Regions from separate parts of the Homo sapiens genome. Here regions 1, 3, 4 and 5 are each linked to region 2. A link is a contact called in ENCODE Hi-C data. All regions are on one chromosome and are shown on one strand. The core of a region is the stretch at or near the end of the contact, and the rest is flanking DNA. Distances in the headings are between cores, read along the strand shown. Region 1 holds the start of BMAL2 (basic helix-loop-helix ARNT like 2). Region 2 holds the start of SINHCAF (SIN3-HDAC complex associated factor). Region 3 holds the start of TM7SF3 (transmembrane 7 superfamily member 3). Region 4 holds the start of FGFR1OP2 (FGFR1 oncogene partner 2). Region 5 holds the start of MRPS35-DT (MRPS35 divergent transcript).

Region 1 (2,700 bases), core at 188-2,687, 4.0 Mb after region 2:
CAGTAAAGGGCAGAGCTCAGTCACAAGACGGAGCAGAAAGGGTGTCAGAGCTTATAAACACCACACGTGCCATCTTCTATTTTCAACAAAGGGTTTACCTAAGACTACGAATATTCAAATGATCGAATTTCTGAAATCGCCCCATGATGTAAATTCCCACAATTATATTAGAATTTCGAAAGCCACCTCCTCTCATTGCCTTATTTCAGAGAAGAATCTAAAACTCTATCATCTTATTCCAAAAGGAAAGGGGAGAATTAACTGCTTCCCTGAACTTCTCTGCCAGTCTTCCTTCAGTTATTTCTGTTTTCCTGCCTCTCATTTGTCTTAAACAACAGCTATTTTGTATTCATTCCGTAATTGTGAGCAGTGGTCCCAAAGGCCCCGTTGTAAGGAACTACAGAATACTGCCAGTGAATACTAGCGAGAAGGAAAAAGCACCGCAAACTTCCAACTCCATTCACAAAAATACCACAGAAATACATAATCGAACAAGCTAACTCCACTGACGGCTTTCCTGAAGCTTCAGCGGTGAAAGACACGAGCCGCCTGTCGCTTATGGAGGGCTGTCGCGGAGCGGGCTGCGATCCCGGAGTGTGGCCCCGCGTCCACGCGCACCTGCCCACCTGCGCGCTCCACCGCGGGGCAGCGGTTCAAGCCGGGAAGCCGCGAGTATTATCAGCTCAGAGGGGAGGGGTTCACAGGAACCGGGCTAGGTCCGAGGCTGCTGACAACTGGTTTACACAAAAGAAAGAAGAAATATAGGAAGTCCCCGCAGCAGTGCATGCCATGCCGACGCCGACGCGGGCGCCCAGCAGTGGGTGGAGGCGGATGCTCCCAGCGCCGGGTGCAAGGTCCCCCGCTGGCTCCCTTTCGCCAATGCGCCCGGCCCGGGACCAAGACACCGCGTCCTGAGCGCCGGCGGCGACCCCAGCTCCCCTCCCCGCGTCCCGCTCCCCGGGAGGACGCGCCGGGCGCCGCGCCGCACCTGTGCCCCACGGGGCGGCCTTGTCCCACCGCCCCTCGGAGGCGATGCTCCGGCCCGAGAGGACAGGCGCGGGCGCTTCCCTCGGGGCAGCGGGGGCAGACCTGGCGTCGCGGGGACGCCCCCAGCGCGTCAGACGCCGCGCGCCCACCTGGGGCCGTCGCCTCGCCACCGGCAACCTCACCTCCCGCCGCAGCCTCCTCTTCCGCCGCCATCGCAGGAGCCACTTGGTCGGCTCCGCAGCCCCGCGGCTGGCAGCATGGAGGAGCCCCGGGCCCGCCCTGCCCCGGCCCAGGCGGCGGCTCTGGAGCAGGGAAGCGGGGACTGGCGGGCCCTGCCGGGTGCCGCGGCGGCCGCCACCGCAGCCCGTAGGCGCGCACGGGACGCCGCCCCGCAGCCCGGCCGGCAGCAGCTACTGAGCATGCGGACTGGAGCCAGCCGCCCGCCGCTCTGGGCGCCGCGGGGCTTCCCGGCGGGAAAGAGACCCGGGCCAAGGGCGGAGTCGCTGCGGACACCGCCCCGCCGAGCCCTCCCGCGAGCAGCAAAGCACTAAAAGGCCAGTTGAGTCCTTCTAGCAACCACCCTATTGAAAACAGGCTTCCATGCTCATAGTAAGCTTTGTCCCAGCATTCCGAAGATTGCAGTTGTTAGACCCTCGGGGCAAAGGTAAAGGATGAATGAAGATAATTGCACGGTGGGTTAGCGGAGGGCACGGGGCTAGGGTTGGGGAGGAGGGTGCTGGACGAGAGACCCTGCTCTTTTCTGCTTAAGGAAGGGCTTAGCTGCAGAGACGAGAGTGTAGATGACAGAGAGAGGGTCCCGAGGAAGCCGTTTTGCCTCCTGGAACGGTTGGGTAAATCCAGAAACAAGATCTTTTGGGCATCACTTGACAGCCCTACATCCTATGGCCACGTGTCTAGAATACACTGGTTTGCTGCCCTCCCACTGGTCCCTAGACCCATTCCTTGGTAATCTAGTAGAAGTAAGTAAAGGAAAGTCACAGTAGAGAAGACACCAAATCAAACTTTGCAACCAGCCTAAAGGTAATAACTTTCCTACAAGGACTCAATTCCAACGTCTTAACCAGCACCTTATGTGTCCTCAGGGCAGTACTTAGGGCCATTGTGAGAGGCTGGGCAGAGGGTTTGGAAGTGTGTTCCCAAGCAGAAGTGGGCATGACAGGAGAAAACTGTTGCAGGCTTAAGCAGGGGCTAGGACTTTAGAGGTAAGGGAGACGTGCTGAAAACTGTGCTGTCCTCAACACACACCAAGACACATCCCTAATCAAAACCAGTCTTGAAACGTCTCATTCCTAGCTTTGACTTGGAACTCCACCCCAAATTCTACCAACACCAACTTCTCCTGGCAGCTAGAAACAGTAATTCCATACAGGGTTTCCCGAATGTGATCAAACCTTGGCTTTCCAGACAAGTGTACACTATTTTGAGGTGGTTTACCAAGGGGTAACAGGTAGAATTAATTAGACCTGGGCTTTAAGATCTGGGTTAAAATGTAAATACTATTCTATACATGGCCTTGCTTACAATGCATTTTCCCCCTTATCGGCTCAGTGAGCCTCACAACCTCTTTCTTAATTCCTGTCTTAGTAGAGAAACAGAAGTTCAGAGATGTCGAGTATTTTGGCCAGGATCACTCAGCTAGTAGATAGTAGAAGCAAGACCATAAAAGTTAGGTCTCCTTCTTAGGAGTTCCTA
Region 2 (2,717 bases), core at 190-2,689:
CCACGCCAGGCTATCTTTTCAGGTATTTATAATATAGTTTTCATATACAGTTACAGGAATAGTATGTTACAGAACCTAAAGAAAAATAAAGAAGTATTAGTTGAGGAGTTCAGAAGTGGGTTTATACTGTATGTACTAGGAATTGCCTGTTGAATTAAATTAACATTTCAGAAGTAACTATTTAAATCTGTATTGTTGACACTGCAGTGAAAGCAGCGAAACGTGTCAGCAGATGATTAAGTTTTATGGTTGATTTTCACACTTTTGTAACTTGGGACCAATATCAAGTTTCTGGGAAAAACATCCTTCCTCTCTCCCCACCCTCTATCATTAACCCCGGGTTTCTGCCTGTTGGTGTTAAGTGTGTCCTTGGGACAAAGGCGAATCAATCATTCGGTTTTCATTTTCCTCTTATCAATCTGAGAAGAGTTACTTCAGTTTTTTTCTTCCGGAGTCTAGAAAGCGCTTAGATTGTTGAATTATTACATATTCTGCATTGAAAAGTCTGTACGTCACTCGTTATTTTTTCCATTCCCAAGACCACCAGTTACTGGAATTATTTCTGGGTGAGTGGAACACCCTTTACAAGCTGCTAGAGGAGGTATGCCTGTCCCTAGGTTATTGGCTTTCCAATGCCTAGTCTTTTAAAGAAAGCGGCACTGTTCCCACGGAAATTAACAATCATTCAATTCGGAGAGACTTGAAATCTTAAGGCCGAAGTGGAGGAAAAAACTGGATTGTTATGGGTTGGGTTACTATTTGAGAAGGGCAAGCGGGAGTTAGCGAATGGCTAGGGTGTTAAAATGGGACTTTATTAAACGACTCATTACAACTGCACAAAAACTAAACCTTTGCTGGCCCCAGAGGATTTTTTTTTTACAAGCTTCAAAAACCTAACTTCAAACAAAATTTAGGAAACGTGGGATTAGTATAAATTCAGTCTGGGTGCTTACAAGACCACCTCCTCTGTCACCGACAGTGGGGACAGGTGTGAGAATTTTGCAAAAGCAGCTTTCAGAACAATTTTTCAGCGCTCAATGGTGCCCCTAACAACTTCGGGGGCGGAAAACACGCCAAGCAGCGCAGCCCTCCCCTCAGTTGCTAACCTTTCCCTTTCCCACCTCGCCTCTCCCTCTCCGCCGCGGCCTGCAGCCGGGGGGGGGGGCGTTTGTTTATGTGACGTCCGCCGTAGTAAGCAGTCCCCGCCCCCGTTTCCCTCTGGCCGCCGCGTTTCCCGCGCCGCGGAGCTTCTCCCCTTAAAAGGACAATAGAGGCCTCGGGAGCGCGCGCGGTCGCCGGGACTTCTCCCCCTCCCAGCCCGCAACGTGCGCGCGCCCGTATGCAAATAAGTTCGATTCAAGAGAATTTTGTGCCGGGAGCCGCGCGTGCGCAGAGGGAAAGCGGAATCTACACCTTCCCGGCCAGCGGTAGCAACTGCAGAACTGCAGGAGACTATCTTTCTAGACAAGGCAGTTGAGGAGGAGGGAGCGCTTGAGGGGGACTGGCCTGGCGTGCACTCCGCACCTCGGGGACATTATTGCGCGTGGAACGGCTGCTTTTGGAAGGTGAGTGACTCTCACCATGCTTCTAGTGCAAAACTGTCTCACGAGGCTTTGATTTCAGTGTTTTTTTTTTTCTCTTTTCACCTCCACCCACCTCCCCCCGTCCTTCCACATACACACAGGAAGTTTTGTCTTGGAGGTGGCATTGTTGGGAGCGCTGTTTTCGTGATCTTCAGACCCCAGGTTCTTTGGTACGCTCGTGTTTAGTGTGTATTTATTAATTGGGGAGGGTATTTGAGGCAAACCGAAAGTCTCGGGGCGGGGAAGTGAGTGGAGCCTGGGCATAATTGAGGAGTCGCCGGAGTTGAGGGATCCACGTTGAAGGTGACAATGACTTTTCTCCGCCGCAGTGTTCTCTCGCGGAAAGGAGCCCGGCGGCCGAAAGGCCCGAGAGGAAAGCGACTCGTTGGCCACCGCGCAGCGGCCGGGGTCGGTGCGTCCGCGTGGGCGCGAGGCGCGGGCAGGGTCGGGCGCCGTTGTGAAACCTCGTGGTTTAGTTGACTGCAGCCCTCGGACTAGGGTGGACAATAAACGCCATTCGCTCGGAAACTAAGTTGCCATCCGCTTCCGAGCTGGCGGCCGAGGGTCTTTAAATCGGCCTTTGGGGGTCAGTGCTGGGCTCTGCCGGAGCGCACGCGGCGTGGCGTTGTTTGCTCAACTCCGGAGGGATGCGGATGCGACAATGAGAGCAACACGCGGTCGCTTAAAAACAGCCCGTCTTCCACTCGCCTGCCCTCTTCGGACCGCGCCCAAGAGCCTCTGGTGTCCGGGGTGCTTTCGGAGCCCGAAGTTTTGCTCCCGGTGCGTTCACCTGTAGCGTAGGTGTGGGCGACACCGCGAGGGCTTCCCGTTTATGGGCGGCCGTCCGCGCTGTAAGATGGCCAGGGAAGCCAACTTGGCTGGAGATGGAGGCGGCGGCGTTGTGTACGCCGCGGGAGTCAGTGAACTCCGCAGGGCACTGCTTTTTGTGCTCTACGTGACAGACCACGTGCTTCGGGCTGCGACCCTGGTCCTTGTCCGAATGTCCAGCCCCGCGTGAGCCGTGGGATGCGGCCGCCGTCGGGCAGGTCCGGCCGGCAGGACAATGTGGTTTGCTGATGATGGCGTCTTGCCAGTTTAAAAAGCAGAGTGAAAGTCGCCAACTCTCCGCCCGTG
Region 3 (2,700 bases), core at 83-2,582, 4.3 Mb after region 2:
CTTTCATCTTCCTTGGATTTCATCTACTGAGGGTTATAGGAATAGGGGCATGTGGGAGAGTGAATAAGCACTACAGAAATAGATAGTGCTACCAAAGGTGTGAAAATTTGGACCAGGCAGTGGGAAAGCAGAGAAAGAATTGTGCCTATGACAAAGATTATTTGCTTGGCCAAACTCTAGTACGGCTTCTGAATCTTCTGCTAGGTCCATCTGTGCACTTCTTTGTAAAAATCCAGTTTTAGCAAAGAACCCCCTTTCCTCCATATCTAATCAGTTTTCTCACCCTGCACCATCCCCCAGGTGATGTTATGTCTTCAGAAGTCCTGTTAGGTCAGTTTCACCAAATGCCCCTTACCTCTGATGCTTCCTCTTAGTAATTTTCCATCCACTGAACTCCATACTGCTGGTTGGCTATAAATTCCCTCTTGCCCACGCTGTATTCGGAGTTGAGCCCAGTCCCTCTTCCCCACTGCAAGACCCAGTTGCAGTGGTCCCTATGCCAATTGAGACAGTCCTCAATAGTCTTCGTTCGGTGCTTTAACAAGTATCATTGAATAATTTTGTCTTTAACACTTCTTCACATTATGGTCACAGCTATATATTGTTAGCTTAGTAGTGGACTAACTGAACATGTAATTTCCAAGCTATAAGTTGCTCATCAAAATATATAAGTGAAAAAAATTAAAACCAGGGAAGGAAAGCAAGACAATCCTCCCCAAATAACGTTAAGTCTATGCGTCTAATTCCACATCATCGATGAGCCATCTGTCACATGGACTACTGTCCCTCAAACAGCACTCAGGTATGAGACTTGAGACGAAGTTCAGACCAAGGCCGTGTCTTCGAGGATATTTCGCTTAGAGAAAACGAAACTACTTTTAAATGTAGTGCTTATGACTAGTGCGGTAACCACTACACAAACAGCATTCTCCTGGCATTTTTATGCTAACATAAGCCTCAGCAGCGAAGACAATTGCTACCGGGGGAAATAACCTTCAATTGTGTTTTTAGCAACTGATTCCTCTTTTTTGCTGTTGTAAAGGGCCGTTAAACACGGAAACAGGAGCCTGGCGACGTTAGTCCGCAACAGAAAGTTATTTTGTACTTTCACAGTGGGTTTGCCTACTTGGTGAGATAAAAGTGGGGCAAGACCGGGCCTCAAGCCAGGACTTCCTGGGGGCTCCCGGGAGCACCGCAGGCTGCGCGTTCCCCGCGCGCCGGCAGGAGGCGCGCGCTGCCTGGAAACGCCCCAGCGCCGCCCGCGCCCAGAGACCCGCCGCTGTGACGCAGCGAGAGCCCGGGAGGAGGCGCGGGAACGCGCGTTGGGGGTCAGGTGCCGGAAGAGGAAACCTCTCGCTGGGGCTAGGAGTTCGGCGGGGCGCGCGCCGGCGGCTGCGGAGCTGGCAGGTGCGAAGCGTCTGCACCTGGCGGGCGATGGCGCCCGATGCGGGCGCCCCGGGATAGCGTGGGCGAGGCTGCGGGGCCCCGGCGCGCACGCCCGCACCTCTCCCCAGCCCTGGCGTGGGCCCAGCCCGGCCCAGGCAGCAATGGGGTTCCTGCAGCTGCTGGTCGTAGCGGTGCTGGCATCCGAACACCGGGTGGCTGGTGCAGCCGAGGTCTTCGGGAATTCCAGCGAGGGTAAGGTCGGGGCGCCTGGCTTCTGCAACCCAAAGTTGCTTTTGCATTTCTTGCGAGGTCAAAATCCGCCAGGGGTCTGTCAGCCTAGCAGGGAGATGGTGCTGGGGGCGTTGGTACACGCTGGGTGGTGAGTCCAGAACCGGCACGAATGGTGTTTCCTGCAGCGGAAACACTCATGGCTAAGGAGGTCTTACTATTAACCTCCTCATTTAGCGGAGGAAATGGGAAGAGATAAATAATTCTCTTTTTTTAACACAGTATTATCTCCCTTAGGGAGCAGCCATGTTTGTGGCTTTAATTCAACTTACTAAAGCGCCTCTTTGCTGCCCAGTGGACTGTCTGAGCTTCTGGACAGCAAGACTTGGGGTGGAACTAGCGGCTTAATGACTGATGGCTCTCAAGCTGCATGGAATTTTTACACCCCCAAATCTAGAGGCTTTTCAAACTGGTTATGTTCTACAGAGTTTGAGAGGGAAAATGAACCCATAATGAGGCTTTATTTTTAAAGAGCCTTTACCATCTAATTTATTAATACCATCTGGAGACAGGAAAACATTCCATACTCACAATGAGAAATAAAGGACTTTCTGAATTACAGATACATAGACATACAGATAGAATGTGTATACCCTCAATTCTACAAGTTCAGCCACAAATGAAAAATAAACACAGAAACACAAAAGCTTGCCAGTCCAGGTATCAGAGTTGTTCTCCTTACTTGAGGGCAAGAAATTTCTAATCGATTTGACCTTAAAAAAGACAAATGGACAAAAACTGTGTTCTCTGTTGTCTCATATCCAACAGGAAATAGATCTCTATGAGATATTAATTCGTTTACAGAGATCACAAAATTCCCAATCATTGCAGCTACCAACAGGAAATAACTTGTCATCCATAAATGAACTGTAAAAAATAACAATTTAATAGAGAGTAAAACTAAAATGAGAAAAACAAGAATCAACGAAGTTCTATTGCCACTTCAAATTCACCTGTGGGAGCCAAGAAGCAACATGCCCGGGCTTGGCTCCCTATGAGTACACCATTTTTGATGATTTCAGGTGA
Region 4 (2,700 bases), core at 161-2,660, 4.4 Mb after region 2:
GATGAAGAACTCTTACGGTGAATTCCTTAGAACTATTCCATTTCAATAAACATACATATGTATATATAAATAATGCTTGCTATGTGCCAAGTACTGGACTTTTTCTCAGAGATGAGTAAGACATGATTCCAGACAGACCCAGGTTCAAATTGGCAGGAGAGACAGAAACAAATAATACAACCTAATAAATACTGCAGAAGAAAAGTTTCAAATGCGTTGGGAGCACAGCGGTATCAATGTCACCTGGGGGAGTCTGAGAAGACAATGATTTATGAATTGGGTTTTGACAGGTGGTAAAATAGAGGAACAGTAAACATCCTAGACATCCGCACGTACAAAAGTACAGAGCTGTCAAAGCGCATGGCATGTTTGGGGAAATAGCCAGTATAGTCTTGTATGGTAGGATATTAAAGCAGGACTAAAAGGTAAAATGGATTGGGGCAGACTGTAAAAGATCCTGAATGATGATGTGCTTAACAATTAGGATTTGATGCTGTCAGCAATACGGTTACTAAAAAGTTTAAGGAAAGGACAGAGATAAATATGTATTTCAGAATAACTCTATGGAAGGATTATAGTAGGGAAACCAGTGGAGGGCGGGGGGCAGAGGGGGCAACCGCACTAATTCTGGCGAAAAAAAAAATAATACAGTGCAGTGTTAAGTGGAAATGAAGAACCAATGATGATTCCTGGTTTTCTAGTTCGGATAGCAGGACAGATACTGGAACCATTATCAGAGATGGGATAGAGAAGAAAGGCAGGAAGAGAACCAGAAAAGAGTAATACCCCTTGGAGAGCAGTTTCAAGAAACAAGTTATCTTCATTAAACGCTGCAAACAGGTGACTGAAAGGGTCCCCCGTCCGGTGGTGAACTCGCAGGTGGGTAAGGCAGGATGAAAGCAGATACGGAAGGTGTGTCCACAGGGTTAGAGCCAAGGCTTTTCATTGAACTTTCCGCACCGCATCTCCATTAAGAGGAGCTCGGAGTCGGGGGGCGCGGAGAGGAAGTCCGGCTCCCAGGAGCAGGGAGCCCGCGGCGGGAAGCGGACAGGGCCGGGCGCCGGTGGTTCAAGAGGCGCAAGGCACCGGCCCCGGCGAAGGACTGCCCCGGCAAAGGACGCCTCCGACTCGCCCACCCCTGCTCCCGTCCCTGGATTTAGTCCACTTACTCTGCTCTTAGTCCCTCGCAGCCTTCAGCTGTGGCGATGCGGACTCAAACCCTCTACCAACCGGGACCTATGCACTCAAGGGAAGAGACTCCGCGCCCCCCTAATCCGCCTCCTCAGCAAGCAGACGCAGAATCGGACGGAGGCAGCGGACGGAAGGCCGGGAAGCCAGTGGCGTTCAACGCCATCACCGGCGGGGTAGACACCTCCGCCGACCGCCTCCGACCGGCGCTCCCGGAGAACTCCAGCCTCGCGAGATTTCTTTCCTCGCGTTACTGTGGGGCAGAACCGACCACTCTCCGCTTTGCCCCAGAAGGCAGGGCGGGGCCCTTCTATGTCCCTCCCTATTCCTCCCTTCCCAGGCTTTCGCTCGGCCTCTCGCAAAGTCTCGCGAGTTTTTCCAGGGGAAACCGGCCTGGGTGGAGAGACAGAGAAGGGGAGACCGGGTGGGTGGGTCGTACGCTTAGGGGGCCGTGGTTGGTACTTCGCTGTTGGGGAGGCTTTCAGGTCGCCCAGATCCTGCTTCCCAATGGGTGACTGGGAAAATTAGCGGGTGGAAAATCTCGAGGGGTGGAGGCTTTTTTTTTCCTCCTTGGCCCCGCCCTCTTCCTGTTCGGCGACTGGGACGCCTGGCCCTACGAGGGGGAAGGGAGGCTTGGCCGGGCTATCGGAGAGCGCTGTGCGCACGCGCGAGCCCGAGTGCGTGTGTGTGTGTGCACGCGCACGCGCGCTCCTGCTCTTAGGAAGCCTGGGAAGGACCGGTGTGCTAGGAGATGATCGGGGAAAGCATAGTCCCCTGTCTGTGGCACCAGACACTCCCGACTGTGCGCTGACTCTCCCCGCCCAGCCAGCAGCCTTTTCCAGAGAGGCTGTGGTCCATAGCCTCTGTTCGTTTTCACTGCAGGACCAGGCACGAAAGTAAGCGAACCTCGATCCTGAGGTCTTCCCTATCCACTCACCTTGTATTTTCCACCCCCCACCCTCCAGCAAAGTGGGTCTAGAAGGTTTCTCAAAGAGAGTTTTGCATGAAGGGGAGATGCGTCTTGAAAGCAAGAGGTGAAAATAGCTGGATCGTAAGAAATCAGTTCGTTTTGATTTAACACTTTGGCTTTGCTTGCCATGTGCTTTTCGAATGTGGATTGTCTATTCAGTATAAGATTTTGTTAGCGAAGCAGGGGAGTACCGTATGCTCTGTTTTAATAAGAAAAAGTTTTAAAAGTTTTAAATTTCCTTCTACACACCAGTGTGATGGTAACAACTAAGTTTTTCTGCTCTACCTGGTAAATTACTGTGATGTTTCAAAAGCTAAGGGGAGAGTGTGAAGTTGGGGTCCTTATCCTAAGGCGAAGACCTGATGTGCGGTTATCTTAGGAGATGTTTATCTTTGTTTTGGCCTTTTCTTTTGCTGTCACTCCTCTTTCCTGTTAATTCCGCACCCCTACCCGCCAGTCCCCCTTCAAACGTTTTTCTTGGAGGGAAGTGCAAAAATGCTGGCTTGGGGTTTATATGTGACTAATGTCAATTAGCAAGGATC
Region 5 (2,700 bases), core at 9-2,508, 3.6 Mb after region 2:
TTATTTAGTTGTTTGGTTGTTTATACTATTGACTTCCCCACCTTGCCGTATCTCCGGTGAGTGTCTAGAACACTGCATGGTATACAATAGGAGTTAAGTATTCCAAGAATTTAAGAATGAAAATTTAAAAATAGACAATTATTAGACCTATGAAGAGCCAGTATGAAGGATTAATGTATTTATAGTTTATCTGAAAACAATGGGAAACCATTTGTAGATCTTGAACATGAGAGCAGCAAGACAAGATCTAAATTTTGAAAACCTCATTTGGCTGTTTTGAGAATTCAATGTAGGAGAGCAAGAGGGGAAACAGGAAACGGAAAAAAAACTTGTAGAAATGAGATGGTCACCTGAACTAGATAGTTGGTAGTATGAGGAGAGTAAATTAGAGATATAACAGGAAGTAGCACAGGTAGGATCCGCCTATTGATTAGACTCACGCCAGCTCCTCCTCAACGCTCCCGTCATTCTAGCCACACTTCTATCACAGCGCCTCTCACCCTACATAGCACTTCTCCGCTAATAAATCTGTATTTTCCACTAGAGTCCTCCGGGGTAAGCACGCTATCAAGCATCCCTACAATCTCTGTTAAATGGAGGTCATCAACGCCTGTTGAATGAAGGCCGCCCATTTGGTGGCCTGGAATTCAGAGCAGCAATTTGTCCTAGCACAGCCGTATGACTCTCTTAATGTTTGGGGAAATCCATGGTTCAACAGCGCCGATGCCCGATAAACAACACAGCACCAGTAACCTGTGCCAGGGGCTGTGGACGGGGGCAACACAGGAGCAGGTCACGGGGAAGGGGGATGTAAGCTTTCTGAGCAAACTCCCAGAGCACCCAGGGCAGAAACAGGCGGCTAGAAGCCGGGCAACGCGGGTGCAGAGCACAGACCCACGTCCATGGTTTTCCTACCAGACGGGCCTGGCAGCGGACGCACTGGCCTCCCCCGGGCGGCGCTGGCTCAGCCACCGCGGCACCCTTCATGAGGCCGGTATTCCGCTCTTGCACCTCCCCCAAAGCCCAGAGAAGACGAGACAGACACTCACGCAGGCTAGGTGTCGGGACCGGAGTGGCCGAGTAGACGGCAGTGGAGAATGCACGCAGAGTCCTTGCCCTCGACTGCAGAGACAGCCATGCTGGGAGCGCGGCGGCCGCCATGGCTGCGAGGACGGCAAGCCGGAGGGGACAAGCGGCGTTCAGTGTCAGGGGCGGGCCTGGGGCCGCTAAGCGCAGGCTCCCTGGGCTGGCACCGCCCTAGGCTGGAGAAAGAGGAAACACGTTGGTCTGCGCACTCAGAGCCGAGTCAAATGTGCAGGAAGATTCCCCCAAACTGAAAGAAGTAATGAAAAGAAAACAAAAAAAATCCTTAAAAATCGAGTGAATCAGTTCGTAGAGAATTGCAGATAAAGACCGTAGGGATAGGGGTTGCGGCTCACTGAAGGCGGGCGTGCTCTGGGTGGAACCTCAGTTGATCCGAGAGTCAGGCGGTCTACCCGAGGGACTCTTGTTATTTATAATTGTTGCTTTTCTACATTTACTTGGATTAAAGAAGTCTTCAACTAATGCCAGTAATATGCGCTAAGGGGAGAGAAGCAGTATCCCGAGCCAGAGTGCTTGGGTTTCAAACTTGACTTCACCACTTCTGGGATGTATGATCTCAGACAAGTTAGCATAGACAAATATTTGTGTACAGCGTTGGCATACAGTGAACACCGCGTGTACGTAGCCTATAACTTTTAGCTATATATGGTTAGCTTGTTGTTAGATCAGCTTAGAATTACAGAAAGTCAGAACTCATCAGGACCTAGAAAATAAACTTTTAATGAACACTCTTAAATTTTCTACGGTAGGATGAATTAACATACAAGCCTTAATAAAACAATTCTCGGCCGGACGCGGTGGCTCGCGCCTGTAATCCCAGCACTTTGGGATCCCGAGGCGGGTGGATCACCTGAGGTCAGGAGTTTGGGACCAGCCTGACCAACATGGAGAAACCTGGTCTCTACTAAAAATACAAAATTAGCCGGGTGTGGTGGCACATGCCTGTAATCCCAGCTACTCGAGAGAAGAATCGCATGAACCCGGGAGGCAGAGGTTGCGATGAGCCGAGATCGCGCCATTGCACTCCAGCCTGGGCAATAAAAGCAAAACTCCGCCTCAAAAATAAAATAAAATAAAATAAATTCTCTATTTTCTCTTTATTTTAAAAATTATTTTAATTAATTAATTAATTATTATTATTTTTGAGACAGAGTCTTGCTCTGTTGCTAGGCTGGAATGTGGTAGCAGGACCATGGCCCACTGCAGCCTTGACCTCCCAGGCTCAAGTGATCCTCCTACCTCAGCCTTTCAAGTAGCTGAGGCTACAGGCACGCACCACCACACCCAGCTAATTAAAAAAAAAATTGTTTTTCCAGAGATGAGGTCTCACAGTGTTGCCAGGGCTGGTCTCAAACTCTTGGGTTCAAGCGATCCTCCTGCCTTGGCCTCCCAAAAAAGTGATAGGACTACAGGCGTGAGCTACTGCACCTGGCCTATTTTTTCTATTTTTAAGTTTTTTGTAGAGTTGGGGGTCTTGCTATGTTGTCCAGGCTGGTCCCAAACTCTTGGCTTCATGTGATCCTCCTGCCTTGGCCTCCCAAAATGTCGGGATTACAGGCATGGGTCTGGCCTATTTCCCTATTTTGTCTCAAAGTG

Evidence for each region. A loop is a pair of places that touch in the nucleus more often than their neighbours do. Pooled maps may share reads with other maps.
Region 1: a loop to region 2 is called in a map with no recorded cell type, with 18 times the contacts of the local background. The contact joins the promoter of BMAL2 here to the promoter of SINHCAF in region 2. A Hi-C loop is called at or near these places in 2 of 37 single-sample maps with no recorded cell type and 5 of 50 pooled maps.
Region 3: a loop to region 2 is called in a map of B cell, with 22 times the contacts of the local background. The contact joins the promoter of TM7SF3 here to the promoter of SINHCAF in region 2. A Hi-C loop is called at or near these places in 4 of 168 maps with a recorded cell type or tissue (B cell, CD8-positive, alpha-beta T cell and naive thymus-derived CD4-positive, alpha-beta T cell) and 8 of 50 pooled maps.
Region 4: a loop to region 2 is called in a map of CD8-positive, alpha-beta T cell, with 6 times the contacts of the local background. The contact joins the promoter of FGFR1OP2 here to the promoter of SINHCAF in region 2. A Hi-C loop is called at or near these places in 3 of 168 maps with a recorded cell type or tissue (CD4-positive, alpha-beta memory T cell, CD8-positive, alpha-beta T cell and naive thymus-derived CD4-positive, alpha-beta T cell) and 12 of 50 pooled maps.
Region 5: a map of CD4-positive, alpha-beta T cell shows a loop between it and region 2 (7-fold over the local background). The contact joins the promoter of MRPS35-DT here to the promoter of SINHCAF in region 2. A Hi-C loop is called at or near these places in 2 of 168 maps with a recorded cell type or tissue (CD4-positive, alpha-beta T cell and naive thymus-derived CD4-positive, alpha-beta T cell) and 6 of 50 pooled maps.

The regions. Positions count from the first base shown.
Region 1 is chr12:27,331,573-27,334,272 of GRCh38, reverse strand. It overlaps BMAL2 (basic helix-loop-helix ARNT like 2), which reads right to left and starts at 1,437. Exons shown (of 17, transcript NM_020183.6): 1 at 1,170-1,437. The coding sequence starts at 1,200. LOC124902906 (a long non-coding RNA gene) reads left to right here and starts at 1,476. Exons shown (of 2, transcript XR_007063255.1): 1 at 1,476-1,651. RefSeq lists silencers at 944-1,063, 1,084-1,553.
Region 2 is chr12:31,324,872-31,327,588 of GRCh38, reverse strand. SINHCAF (SIN3-HDAC complex associated factor) reads left to right here and starts at 1,439. Exons shown (of 6, transcript NM_001135812.2): 1 at 1,439-1,565. It overlaps FLJ13224 (a long non-coding RNA gene), which reads right to left. Exons shown (of 1, transcript NR_026806.1): 1 at 1,644-2,717. RefSeq lists an enhancer at 1,419-2,350.
Region 3 is chr12:27,013,016-27,015,715 of GRCh38, reverse strand. It overlaps TM7SF3 (transmembrane 7 superfamily member 3), which reads left to right and starts at 1,332. Exons shown (of 12, transcript NM_016551.3): 1 at 1,332-1,638. The coding sequence starts at 1,548. RefSeq lists a silencer at 1,140-1,639.
Region 4 is chr12:26,937,180-26,939,879 of GRCh38, reverse strand. It overlaps FGFR1OP2 (FGFR1 oncogene partner 2), which reads right to left and starts at 1,410. Exons shown (of 7, transcript NM_015633.3): 1 at 1,170-1,410. It overlaps INTS13 (integrator complex subunit 13), which reads left to right and starts at 1,899. Exons shown (of 17, transcript NM_018164.3): 1 at 1,899-2,084. RefSeq lists a silencer at 977-1,046 and enhancers at 576-1,084, 1,307-1,356, 1,085-1,594.
Region 5 is chr12:27,709,305-27,712,004 of GRCh38, reverse strand. MRPS35-DT (MRPS35 divergent transcript) reads left to right here and starts at 1,258. Exons shown (of 5, transcript XR_001749448.2): 1 at 1,258-1,342. It overlaps MRPS35 (mitochondrial ribosomal protein S35), which reads right to left and starts at 1,173. Exons shown (of 8, transcript NM_021821.4): 1 at 1,050-1,173. The coding sequence starts at 1,161. RefSeq lists enhancers at 753-1,542, 1,553-1,632, 1,663-1,742.